Linked DNA regions of Homo sapiens: region 2 is linked to region 1. A link is a contact called in ENCODE Hi-C or POLR2A ChIA-PET data. All regions are on one chromosome and are shown on one strand. Each heading gives the region's core, a stretch centred on a gene start or an enhancer-like site at or near the end of the contact. The rest is flanking DNA. Distances are from core to core; before and after follow the strand shown.

Region 1 (6,720 bases), core at 82-2,581:
CAGAATGTCATTGGGTGCTGACCTGCAGACATATGGGGTGGAGTGGGTACGTGTTTTGGGGGGACCAGGAGAGCCCCATCTAACAACACACACTCTGTCCCAACGGCCATAATCACTCCCTCTTCCAACCTCTGCTTCTGAAGGTTGGGCCCATCAGTACACTCCTACACATTCCTCTCTCCTTGACCTCCTCACAATCATCCTGCCCAGTGCAACTCACTCAGCTAGCTGCACACCCACACAGGTAAGCGTGCAAATGCACACACATCCACCATGCTTGTGGCCACAGTATTTCCTATGCACATCCCCAGGAATAGATGCCCATACACACAGGGTTCCCCACAAGCCCACTCCCACAGATATGTTTCAGTCACATTCACATAGACACACTTCTGCACACATTGTGGTGGACACACAAACCCAACCCCAGCACACTTACGCACATGCACACTTCATCAGACATAGTTACAGACACACACACAAAGACACTCCCATTTACACATGTGTTCATCTTAACATACATTGACCCATGAGCTCTCACATGCACACATGGGCACACATACAAACTACTGTTTACCAACACAGTTTGCTGGGATCCTGGGCTCGATTGAAAACACACACACACACACACACACACACACAGCTCTTGCAGCTGCAGTCTCTCACTGACCCCACCTGGGCTACCCCCTTCCAGCCTCCCAACCCCTGCCCCTACCTGGGGCTGAGCTGCAGGAAGGAGTGAGGCAGCTTGTGCTTACTCCTGAGGTGGGGGTGCATTCCCCCAACAGGGCAGGAACTCCAGACTGGCACTTGCTCCCCCCCCACACACACCTCCCCTCCTAGTTGCCATCATGCTCCTGGGCACTGCCTTGTCTCCCTGGACTGCCCATATCCTGTCACCAGTCCAACCCCCTCCTATGAGGGAGCTCACTGCCTTTGGTTGGGCACCAGCACTTTCCTATGACCCTGTCCCTCCCTTCTTCCAGGGTCCTCTACCCCAGCAAGAGCATCAGAGGCCCCTGCAGGCCGGGGTCCCAACTCTCTAGGAGGGCGGAGCATGAGGTGAGGGCTCACCTGGGCATGGCAGCAGCCAGCAGCAGTAGGAAGAACAGGAGCACCCAGAGCGCTGGCCGCGGCTGGGGCTGGGGTCGGAGCCGCAGCCAGGGGCGAGGGTGGGCGCTGCCCATGGCGCGCAGGCCCTGACGGGCTGGGAGTGGGGGGCTCACAGCCCAGTGGGACTGGAGAGCCAGGGGCGCCGGCGCATGATCGGCGGGGGGTCGGGGCGGCTGCGACACACAGCTCCGACTCGGGTCAGGGCTCCCGGAGCAGACGGCGCCCGCCTCCCCGCTCCATGGGGCAGCACCCCCGGGCACCGCCCTCGGGGGGGGCGGGGGGTGAAGAGCGGGCGAACCGGGCACCTCCTGGCACAGGGGTCCGGGGAATTTCCCGAGGCCCCCCCGCGACAACTCCCGGTGCCTCTCAAGGGTAAGGGGGGCCCGGAGGTGCAGCGGGCTGGGGACGGGAGGCTGGGGTGCCGGGGAACCCTCCAGCGCAGCGCCGGGAGCCTGCGCTTCCGAGGGCGTGCGAGGCTGGCTGGCGGGGGCGGCGCTGTCTGTGTCGGGCCCCACTGCCTGTAGAGTAAGTGACTGTCCCGGCTCGGGGAGCTCTGCCGCCTTCCCTTTCCTCCCCCCACCCCCCCGCCATTTAGTGTCTCAGGGCTCTACCCCACGTGACGTCACGCGGCGGGGCGTGGAGGCGTGTACGAGTCCCGAGGCCACTGCGTCCGCTGGGGACTGGGGGTGGGAGCGTCCCTGCTGAGGGCAACAGAGGGAAAGGTGTTGGGGTCTGTGCGCGCGTGCACAGGAAGATGCCTGTGTGTGGAGCGCGCTGGGTTGTGTGGGGGATATGTGTTACCGCGAGGTGTGTGTGCCTGGCAGAGACGCAGCTGCTGGGGAGCGCCCCCATCCCACCCCAACACACACACCTGCAGGGGCTGGAGGGGAGGGGCTGGCCTCTGTGTTTCGCCTCCTCCGCCAGAGGAGGGACTTCCCCCAGGCCTGCCTGGTGTGAGGCAGGTGTGGGCTCCTGCAGAGGAGTTTGGCAGCCTCTGGTTTCTTCTCCCCTTTGCTGTGTGACCTTAAACAGGTGCCTCCTGCTCCTGCTCACGGAGACCTCCTCTGCCCCTTTGCGGAATGCGGCTCATGGGGACCACCTTGTCTCCTCAGTGAGCCCGGGGAGGCAGCAGTGTCAGGCCCCCAGAAAATGCTTGCGTAGGAGCGCCCGGGGTGGCACGTCCTGGGAGGAGGCGTTAGAGAGACTTTTAACCCTAGAAGTGGCCGTTGAGATAGTTTATTTAGCTCCCCTTTATTTCACAAGAAAATATCGAGGCTCAAAGAGGTCACACAGCAAATTAGCGGAAGAGCGAGAACCGAACGCAGCTCTCCTGACTCCCAGCGCAGCAGCTGCCTCCCCAACACTGAGTGTTGCCTGCCTGTGCCCGCAGATACTCTCAGTCTTGTCCTGGCCCTCCCTGGCCCCACCTGCACATGGTCCTCTAGGAGGTCCCTAATACCAGCCTCCTGGCTCAGGTCTACTTCTCGCTGAGATCTTCCTGTCCCTCCACCCCAACTGAACACTGGGCCCCTCCTCGATATAGTGCAAGTGTGCTGGGCCCAAGCAAGGGCCTGAGAGCCAGAGGGCAGGGGAAAGGCAGCTCTGCCGTCTGTTTCTGGTGCTAGCCTGGGCCCTGATAGTGGATCGTGCTCCTGCCCTGTGCCCTCGGCATCCTCCTCTGTAAAATGGGCACAAGCCTTTACACAAACATGCCCCTCTCTCTGAAGAGAGCCCCTGCTGGCTTAGGAACAAAACTATGGGAGCCTCTGGGCTCAGAGACAAAAAAGGCCCATTCCTGGAATTGCCCATCCCTGGGGAACTGAAGGAGGGGGTGGGGCCCTCCTTGTCCCCAGACTGTCAGGTGGTGGGGGCGGCCTGAGCAACAGCAGGCTGACGGCATACTCCCCCCTCCTTTCCCCCTCATCTCTGCCGGCAGCCACCGCAGCTGTCAGGAATTAAGGGCTTGAGGCTGCTGGGGGTGGGGGTGGGGCAGTGGGGGGGGAGCAGTCTGGCTGGACTGCAGGAAAACAGCCAGGGGCAGCAAGCAGACTGCGTCAGCTAGAGCCTTATTTGACCCCAACTGCCCCCTGCCCTCCCCACTCTCCCTACCATGCTGCAGAAACGGGGACAGCTTGGGACTAGCATTTGGGAAGGGTAAGCGGTAAGGGTAAGGGTGGGACCAGACTCAAGACAGGAGACAGGCACCAGCCCAGGATGAGAGAGGACACCAGCAAGCTGGAGAGTCATATTCTTATTGGCTGTTGGGGAAACTGAGGCCCAGAAAGAATTAGGAACGTGACACAGGGAAGGGACTCATAATCAGCTTACAGATGTCCTTATTCCCCATCACGCGCTCACACTAGCATTTCCCACGCTTGATGCAGCACAAGTGTCCCCTGGGGTGGGCCATTGTGGGAATGCGGATTCCAGGCCCCATGAAGTTGAATCAGCCTTTCCAGGGAAAGGCCTGGGTGTCTGTCTTTCTAGCTAGCATCCCCAGTGATTCTGGTGGGGACTCCTTTTGGGAAACGCTGCTGACCTGGTTGAGGAGCTGATTTAGTTTCCTTTGGCATCTCTCTGATGAGGGGGTCTCTTTTCTTCCCCACCTCCACTGTCTGTGAAATACAGAGGTGCAAAGGAGACCGAGAAAACCCTTTCTTAAAAAAAAACAAAAAAGCCTCCGGAGGCAAATAGTGATACTGAGGCTTGCACTCAGGCGTGGCTCTGCCCTGGTGTCAGGAGGGTCTAGGAGTGCCCAAGTCAGAGCACTTCTCAGTGAAGGGAGGGGAGAGTCTGTGTTGGTCCAGAGCCTTGGCATGTATGTAGGTGAGGCCCAGAGACTGTCTGCCCCTGGGGTCCCAGCCCCAAATGACCCACACCATGGCCAAGCCCCTATCAGCACCCCCTAGTCCCCACCCTGGCCCTGCCCTGGGCCCTGGCCCTCAGCCCAGCCCCAGCCCCCGCAGCCGCCGCCTAAGACCACAATTACAGGGGCCACTGGGGGGCGGGGGAGCACTGGGGATGAAAGGCAGCTTGGAGAATGGTTCCAGCTGTGGCAGCTCTGGAGAAGGTCACAGGGAGGAAGGGCCGGGGAAGCATGGGGGTGAGAACAGGTGGGACCCTCACAGCCCCAGCCTAGCCCAGTCCAGCCCCAGCCCAGTCCTGGTGCCCAGCTGGAGAAGTTTGTCTTGCTGAAGAAGAACGCCAAGGAGCCACAGACCAATAAGGAGGCTCTTCATTCCATTGTCCAGGCCTCAGAGGCCACCAACCCTCAGCAAGGTAAGGGGGAATGGCTTGCTGCTGCAGTCTCCCCAAACTCCCAATGTGTTTGGTCATTGAAAGGGAAGGGAATTGTTCCCCGAGCCCGTGGCCTCAGGCTGATCCTAGGCCTTCCACTCGGCCTCCTCACCCATCTGCCTGTGTTCCGCCTGTTCCTGATGTGGTCACACACACATCTGGGGTGCCTCTTTGCACTTCCCCCATCTCCCCAGTTCCACATGTCCCCTGCCATTCAGCCAGCAGGGGACTTTGATGGCTCAGACTGCCTGAGGCTGAGCAGCTGGATGAGCAGGGGTGGGTGGTGGTGGGAACTCTACTTCCGGCCCCTTCCCAGGCAGCAGGGCAACAGCACAGATCTATCTCTGGGCTCAAAGAAGATAAGGCTAGAAGTCCCAATGGTGCCTTCTGGTAATCACTCCCACCCTTCATAGAAGGCAGTGCCCAGACGCCTTCAGGGCTTGGTAACAGAAGATGGACCAGTAACATGTGGCCAGCAGTTTAAAGATGGAAGTGCATTCTCACAATGTGCTAAAAAGCAATCAGGGACCCCTATTAGGTGATAGGAAGTGCTCAGATAGGTTAACTGACTTGACCAAGGTCAAGCTAGCAAACAAGGCATTTTTCATTGTACCATACAACTTCCTCTGAATTCCTTTTAACCTGCCTAGAATGGTGCCAGTTCATGCCACTTCCCCAGCTTCCCTCCCTGGCATTGTGGAGGAAGATGTCCAGCATCTTCCACCCTATCTCACCCCCTGCAGGACCCAGCAGTGGTAGAGTCTGGGAGGCTGGCATCCCAGCCCTAGGTCTGGGCCAGCCCAGACGTCCCAGACAGTCTGGAACCCTAGAAGCTTGACCCAAGCTGTCTGTAGGTCTCCTTGCTTCCTTTCAGTCCTATCCTCTCCTGCCCACCACTCTCTGAGTTTCCCAGATGTCCTGCAGGTCCTGTCTGTCGCTCCCTGTTAATAGAGAAGCTGGGCTCCGCATGCCCTCTGGTGGTCTCTGAGAGAAGTGCAGGAGTTTGGGTTTTGGGCTTGTTTGGTTTTTTTGTTTGTTTGAAGATAAGAGCAGAGCTTTGGGGAAGGCAGATCTGTGAATATAAACCTTGCCCTCAGGGAGCTTCATTTCTCCTCTATGTGGACCATAATGTATTTCCACTGTCTCCTTTGGTAAGTTAACAGAGTTTCCTTTGGTCAAGGAGTTCTAAGTCCAAATTCTCCATGACTTCCCTGAGGCCCAGACATTTGACCCAAGGGAGCCAAGAGGAGGCAGAAAGGAAAACCCTGGTGCCTCAACCTTCCCACTGCAGCCTGACACCCCTCCCCACCATGAGCCTTGAGGATTGAAGCAGGCTAGGTCACCGAGTGAATGCAGGGGCATTGCGGGGGAAGGACAGGGGTCCTGGAAGCCACGGTGAGGGTCTGTCACATCCAGAACGAGCTCCCTTTCCTTCTGTTTCATTTGAAGGACTGTGCTTTGCTCCCTGTGCCTGCCCCACCCCCCTGTGGTTCTAGAGAGGCTGTCAATCCCAGGCATGGTAGTACATCTCCCTAGACACCATTATTGGTTCAGGAATAGGCAAATGACCAAGCTGAACTAAGCAAGGTCTTCCTTGGGACTTCTGTTGGAGACAACTGGGAAAGTCATTCTTCTGCTTTTGGATCTAAGACTGCATATAGAGCTGTCATGGAGAAAGTCTGCAGGAGGAGATAATGAGGACAGTATGCCAAGAGAGGCAGAGATAAGCAGAAACAATAGATGCAGAGGCGAGGGAGAGGGAAGGAGATGAGAAAGAAGCCTGTGACACCACGTGAGCCCCTGGGTTCAGCTGTACCTGAATTCAGACTAACCTCTGGACTTCCCTGGTATAAAAGCCATTCATTATTTCTGTTTGGCCTCAGCTAAAAGTCAGGTATCTTCATTTGCAATCAGGGCCTGCCCAATATCTGCAAAGCATCATATGTCTGTCCCCATTCTCACAGTAACTATCATTTACTAAACATATGTTTGACAAATTATGTGTCACAAGCTATGCTAAAGGCTTTCATATCTCAAAAAAAAATTCTCCCAACAATCCTGTGAGGGTGTGGGACAGATTATGATGGCTGCAAATTATTTGCCACTCCTCCCATTGAGAGGTGGAATTAATTTTCCCTCCCTTTGAATTTTGCCTGGCTCTGTGAACTGTTTTGACCAATACACAGTTACAGTGATGCTATGTAACTTCCAAAGCTGGACTTGAGAAGATACTTACAGCTTCTGCCTTCAAGTTTGGTACACTTTCCTTTGAAAGTCAGTTTTGGCCGGGCGCGGTGGCTCACGCCTGTA
Region 2 (6,720 bases), core at 1-2,500, 330 kb before region 1:
GGCTGGTTGGGTGCCCCTCCCCAGAGCAATCATGGTCCAGTGGATGCCGGTGCTTGATGCAGAAGTTTCGGCTACAGCGTTCACAGGTCAGTTTCATCATTTCTCGCTGCCGGCAGCCAGCGCGTTCACACTTATTGGTGAAGATCTGAGGTGAAGTGAGAAGGTTGTCTCTGCTGAGACTCTGATTAGCTGTTTGGGTTTCCAGGCATCCGTAGTCCCAGCTGGGTTGTGGCTGACCCCTACAATGTTTACCTTACGTTTTTGCTGTGCTGGATCAGAGCGACAGTCTCTGTCAATGTGCTCTCCCACAGCACGGTCAGGGGGCTCCCCTCTGGCCACAGGCACAGGCACATTACAGAGAGGGCACACAGGTACCTGGATATCCTGTAGTCAAGGAGCAAGGGTCAGTCTGTGGCCCACTCCAGTCCAACAAATCTCTGGTCCTGAAAGAACTTGGATATGACCCACCACAAACACGCAAAAAAACAGTGTTTCCCAGCACTGACAGCCTCAGAAGGACAAAAGGGAGAAGAAACGTGAGACACAGATTTGGGGGATTCTGCACGCATTCTCCATCTGCCTGCTTTCACCCTGAGGATCGCCCCCTCACCTTTTGGTAAGCAGATCCACAGTGATGCTGGGCGTAGGCCACATGGTCTGCGCAGAAGATGCCTGAGCAGGCATCACACTTAAGCGGCAGAAAATCTGCAAAGAGTTGGTCGGATTGCAGGTCCAGCGGGACCTCGATGTCCTTCTCTCTCACTCAAGTCTTCCACTCGGGAAGGAAAACGCCACCCTATTTTCGACACACCGCCCCTTCCCAAGCCCATTACCTCCTTGGCCACGCCCCCTCTGCCGCTGACCACCCCCCCCCAGCTTCAAGCCCCGCCCCCCGGCATTGCCAGCCTGGGAGCCCACCCTTCCCTCCCAACCTGCGGTTCAAAGTCCCTGTCCGCTGGGCCCCGCCCCCCGCGCGCTCCGCCCCTCACCCAAGCGCTGACAGCTCGGCTCCGAACAGTGAGCGCCGAGGTCCGGAAACTCCATCGCCAAGCCGGGCAGGGTCTGCTAGGAGAAGCGACGAGTGCTGAGCGTCTTTAGGGCTCGTGCTCGAAGTCCGCACCGCGACCCCGCACTCTGGCGGGCTCCCTGCCCCGCCCCTTCCTCTCCCCCGCCCAGCCCGGGTTACCGGAGCCCCCGCGCCAGCCGGCCCCCGGCGCCCGCTCCTCCCTCGGCGCGCGCGGCGCGCTGACGTCATCCCGCAGGGCTGGCGCGTCCGGCGCAGTCTCCGGGCAGCCGGGGAGGGCCTCGGTTGAGCCCCGCCCCGCCTCGCCTTGCTCTAGAAGGCTGAGTCGGAAGACTGTCCCGAGGCGAGAGGGTGTTGATGCGCGGCTCCGCCACCCTGGGCGCGGGCGTAGCTCCGCAGAGGAAGGCCAGCGAAGGCAAAGACGGATATCTTGGGGGATGGAAGGCTGGGTGGTTTGGGGTCTTTCACAATTCGGTCCTTAGCCCGCTTCACACACGATGCCCTCCTCCTGGCCATTTTGTTCACGGCCACGGCTGCCCTTCGCCTCCACGAGCTGACAGCTCCTGTATTTCTCTGAAGTACAGACGTCTCTAGAGCTGCAGATCCCTCCTCAGTCTGAACTAGGCGCACCTGCTATGTGATCTTACTTCTTCCATTCTAGCACCCATATCACTAATGCGACCAACCCCTATATGAGCATACTGGGAAATCAGGAACCACGTCTACCTTGTTTCGTGTTAGGTCCCAGCACCTAACAGTGCCTAGAACAGTGTGGTCCTCAGTCTTTAGTGTGAATCCAAATCGCCTACGGAGCTAGTTTAAAATGCGGATTTCCGGGCCCTGGAGCTTCTAATTCAGTAGGAAGCACCTGAAGGAATTCTGACACAGATTGCCATGCACCACACTCTGAAAAACCCTAGCCTAGAATATTCTTAGTAATTATTGAATGTAGCCAGGACTACAGGCACAAGCCACCGTGCTCAGCTAATTTTTAATTTTGTAGAAATGGGGTTGGGGAGGGGTCTCTCTTTGTTGCCCAGATTGGTCTCGAACTCCTGGCCTTAAGTGATCCTCCTGCCTTGGCCTCCCAAAGTGCTGGGATTACAGACGTGAGCCACCACACCTGACCAATATAATTTTTTTTTTTTTGAGACACAGTGTCACTCTTGTCACCCAGGCTGGAGTGCAGTGGCATGATCTCGGCTCACTGCAACCTCTGCTTCCCGGGTTCAAGCGATTCTCCTGCCTCAGCCTCCCAAGTAGTTGGGACTACAGGTGCACACCACTGCGTCCAGCTAATTTTTGTATTTTTAGAGACGGCGTTTCACCATGTTGCCCAGGCTGGTCTCGAACTCCTGACCTCGTGATCTGCCCGCCTCGGCCTCCCAAAGTGCTGGGATTACAGGCATGAGCCACCACTCCCAGCCAATATTCTTTTTATTTTAAATTGCATCCAGGACTTTATAAATGCTTTTATTTTGTTTCAATATATAACTGTCAGATTTCAAATAATTTTTTCCCAGTCTCATTATAATCATTTGGTTCTAAGAATTTTGTTTATTCATTTTTTTTCCTCTCTATATTCATCAGTACAATTTAGAATTGTAGGCTTCCAGTCCCGGCATGGTGGCTGACGCTTGTAATTTCAGCACTTTGGGAGGCTGACGCAGGAGGATCGCTTGAGCCTAGGAGTTCCAGCCTGGGCAACATAGTGAGACCCTGTCTCTACAAAAATAGAAAGAATTGTAGGCTTTCAGTTTGGAGAAACGTGTATGGAGCAGACTAAACAAAGATAAACACTGCCTCTCTCCCCACTCCCACTTTACAAATGCTCAGATAACCAAAGCCTTGTGGAACTCAAAAAATAAAAATCTTCGGATCTCATTTTTGAGCATGAGCCAGAATGCTTGAAGTGCAAATGTAGTCATTTGTTCTTATGTTGCTATACAGAAATACCTCGCTAGGCATGGTGGCTCATGCCTGTAATCCCATCCCTCGGAGGCCAAGGTGGGAGGGTCACTCGAGTCCAGGAGTTTGAGACCAGCCTGGGCAACATAGTAAGACCTCCCTCTCTACAAAAAAAATTTTTAAAAAGTTAGCTGGGCATGGTGGCATCCACCCGTTGTCCCAAATACTCGAGAGGCTTTGGTGGGAGGATTGCTTGAGCCTAGGAGCTCGAAGTTGCAGTGAGCTATGATTGTACCACTGTGCTTCAGCTGGATAACAAAGTGAGACCCTGTCTTTAAAAAAAAAAAAAAATCTGAGGCTGGTTGATTTATAAAGAAAGAGGTTTAATTTATTCATGGTTCTGCAGACTGCATAGGAAGCATGGTGCCAGCATCTGCTCAGCTTCTGGTGAGGCCTCAGGAAGCTTCTAATCATTGCAGAAGGCCTAGGGGGAACAGGCATGTCACATGGCAAGAGTGGGAGCAAGAGAGAGAAGAGGGAGGTCCCAGAGTCTTTTCAAAACCAGATCTGATGTGAACTGAGTGAGAATTCACTCATCACCAAGAGGATGGCACTAAGCCATTCATGAGGGGTCCACTCTCAGGTTCCAATCACCTCCTGCCAGGTCCCACCTCTGACATTGGGAATACATTTCTTTTTCTTTTCTTTTTTTTTTTTTTTTTTTCTTTTTTGAGACAGAATCTCACTCTGTCGCCCAGGCTGGAGTGCAGTGGCACAGTCTCAGCTCACTGCAACCTCCGCCTCCCGGGTTCATACCATTCTCCTGCCTCAGCCTCCCAAGTAGCTAGGATTACAGGCGCATGCCACCACGCCCGGCTAATTTTTTGTATTTTTAGGAGAGATGGGGTTTCACCGTGTTAGCCAGGATGGTCTCGATCTCCTGACCTCGTGATCCGCCCGCCTCGGCCTCCCAAAGTGCTGGAATTACAGGCATGAGCCACTGCGCCCGGCGGGAATACATTTCAACATGAGATTTGGAGGGGACACATATCCAGACCATATCATGCCATAACAGACTTACCTCAGAGACCCCAGCGACCACGATAAAAGTGAATGAAGCTCTCACGGTAGTATCTCTCTTCCCAGGCAAATATTTTTCTGACTGATGGGTTATAGTCCTGACTAAGCTCTCTGTGCTGATTACCAGCCCAGGGGCTTTCTCACTGGGTGATGTTCTCATCCCACGATTTAAAAAGAGTGCCCGCACAAACCAAAGTCACCATTCCCCAATGTAGCCTCCTTGCTTCCTGAATAAAAGAAGCCAGGAGAACACTGAGAGAGAAATCAAATAACATTTTGCAACTTGAATTAGCTATTTTAGGAGATATCAATTAACAACTGAGCATTACTTAAGTCTCTTTTATTGTAGACCAACAAAGCATACACAGACCTGCTAAGCAGCCTTGCGCTTTAGCTGTGGGTAACTGAGCTGCAGCCTCTCATTGGGACAGTAGACATAGGTTCCTCTAAAATTCGCAGGCATAGTCATAGCCAGACGCCAGTTATTTTAGCTTTAGCAGGTCTAAAGCAGACAAGGTCAAACTGAGGATAGCCAGAAAAGGTGTCTTGGCTCCAATTCAACTTGAATATTAGTTTAATGGTATTTGTCTCAGTGGTTTTCCGCCTCTCAATTGACTCTTAGTGAAACAGTGCATATAGAAATGGAAGGAAAAGGCCAGGCACGATGGCTCATGCCTATAATCCCAACACTTTGGGAGGCTGAGGTGGGCAGATCACCAGAAGCCAGGAGTTCAAGACCACCCTGGCCAACATGGTGAAACCCTGTCTTTACTAAAAATACAAAAATCAGCCAGGCATGGTGGCAACAGAGCGAGACTATGTCTCAATTAATAAAGAAACAGGAAAAAAAAGAAATGGAAAGAAAAACTAGCACTTATTGTTGTGTCCTGCTCTTCCTCATGTGTTAGCTTATTTAATCCCCTGTGAAAATCCTTTGAAGTAGGCCGGGCACGGTGGCTCACGCCTGTAATCCCAGCACTTTGGGAGGCCAAGGCGGGCAGATCACAAGGTCAGGAGATCGAGACCATCCTGGCTAGCACGGTGAAACCCTGTCTCTACTAAAAATACAAAAAATTAGCTGGGCGTGGTGGCGGGCACCTGTGGTCCCAGCTACTCGGGAGGCTGAAGCAGGAGAATGGCGTGAACCCAGGAGGCGGAGCTTGCAGTAAGCCGAGATTGTGCCACTGCACTCCAGCTTGGGCAACAGAGTGAGACTCTGTCTCAAAAAAAAAAAAAAAAAAAGAAAGAAAATCTTTTGAAAAAGATATCATGTATCCCCATTTTGCAGATAAAAAATCTGAAGTTGAGAGAGATTAAATTACTTGCTACGAAGTCAGAATCTGGACCTAAATTTTTGTATTGTCTTCAGTTCTATGTTCTTTCCATCATACAAATTTGCCTCCCAAAAATCTACTCTTGGACCCTCCTTAACTACTGAAAAGAGGAATCTTTTTTTTTTTTTTTTGAGATGGAGTATCGCTCTGTCGCCCAGGCTGGAGTGCAGTGGCATGATCTCAGCTCACTGCAACCTCTGCCTCCTGGGTTCAAGCAACTCTCCTGCCTCAGCCTCCCAAGTAGCTGGGACTACAGGCGCCCGCCACCACACCCGGCTAATTTTTAGTAGAGATGGGGTTTCACCATGTTGGCCAGGCTGGTCTAGAACTCCTGACCTCATGATCCACCCACCTCTGCCTCCCAAAGTGTTAGGATTACAGGTGTGAGCCACCATGCCCAAGTCAAAAAAAGGAATCTTAAGTGATGATTTTTCTCAGAGTGTTTGGGGAAAATCCCAAATCTCTCCGTGGGTTATCAAAAATCAAACACCTTATCAGTGCAAGGTATTTAAATATTTAAGTGAAGTACCAGGATGCGGAAGCTGATTGAAGCTGGTTTCAGATCCTAGGAGATTAGTCGGCTGGCATGACTGCCTTCCCTGAGTTCTGCCTTGCTCCCTTGGGTGTGTGATACACAATCTTTGTGACAATGCTCAGCCGTTTGTCCTCAGGTGCACTAGCTCTCCCGTGAGCTTGAGAGGTGACAGCGTGCTGGCAGTCCTCAGAGCCCTCGCCTGCTCTCGCACCTCCCCTGCCTGGGCTCCCACTTTGGTGGCATTTGAGGAGCCCTTCAGTCCCCCACTGCACTGTGGGAGCCCCTTTCTGGGCTGGCCAAGGCCGGAGCCCACTCCCTCAGCTTGCAGGGAGGTGTGGAGGGAGAGGCACGAGCGGGAACCGGGGCTGTGTGGGGCGCTTGCGGGCCAGCTGGAGTTCCAGGTGGGCGTGGGCTTGGTGGGCCCTGCACTCGGAGCAGCCAGCCAGCCCTGCTGGCCCCGGGCAATGGGGGACTTAGCACCCGGGCCAGTGGCTGCGGAGGGTGTACTGGGTTCCCCAGCAGTGCCGGCCCACCGGCACTGCGCTCAATTTCTCACTGAGCCTTAGCTGCCTTCCCGCCGGGCAGGGTTCGGGACCTGCAGCCCACCATGCCTGAGCCTCCCACCCACTCCATGGGCTCCTGTGAGGCCCGAGCCTCCCCGACGAGCACCACCCCCTGCTCCACAGCGCCCAGTCCCATCGACCACCCAAGGGCTGAGGAATGCGAGCGCACGGCGCAGGACTGGCAGGCAGCTCCACCTGCAGCCACGGTGCGGTATCCACTAGGTGAAGCCACCTGGGCTCCTGAGTCTGGTAGGGCCGTGGAGAACCTTTATGTCT

What was found. Hi-C counts contacts between places; a loop is a spot of excess contacts on that map. ChIA-PET counts read pairs that join two places held with the same protein, here RNA polymerase II (POLR2A). Pooled maps may share reads with other maps.
Region 2: a loop to region 1 is called in a map of naive thymus-derived CD4-positive, alpha-beta T cell, with 8 times the contacts of the local background. The contact joins the promoter of ZFAND2B here to the promoter of WNT10A in region 1. A Hi-C loop is called at or near these places in 1 of 168 maps with a recorded cell type or tissue (naive thymus-derived CD4-positive, alpha-beta T cell), 3 of 37 single-sample maps with no recorded cell type and 9 of 50 pooled maps. POLR2A ChIA-PET finds 5 or more read pairs at or near these places in 6 of 52 experiments (CD4-positive, alpha-beta memory T cell, GM12878, IMR-90 and 3 more).

What each region holds. Positions count from the first base shown.
Region 1 is chr2:218,875,463-218,882,182 of GRCh38, reverse strand. WNT10A (Wnt family member 10A) reads right to left here and starts at 1,331. Exons shown (of 4, transcript NM_025216.3): 1 at 1,075-1,331; 2 at 1-22. The coding sequence starts at 1,187. RefSeq lists silencers at 1,256-1,395, 1,416-1,625, 1,846-1,905.
Region 2 is chr2:219,201,312-219,208,031 of GRCh38, reverse strand. ZFAND2B (zinc finger AN1-type containing 2B) reads right to left here and starts at 1,250. Exons shown (of 9, transcript NM_138802.3): 1 at 990-1,250; 2 at 611-705; 3 at 253-384; 4 at 1-145. The coding sequence starts at 1,044. RefSeq lists enhancers at 1-291, 1,409-1,658 and a silencer at 959-1,358.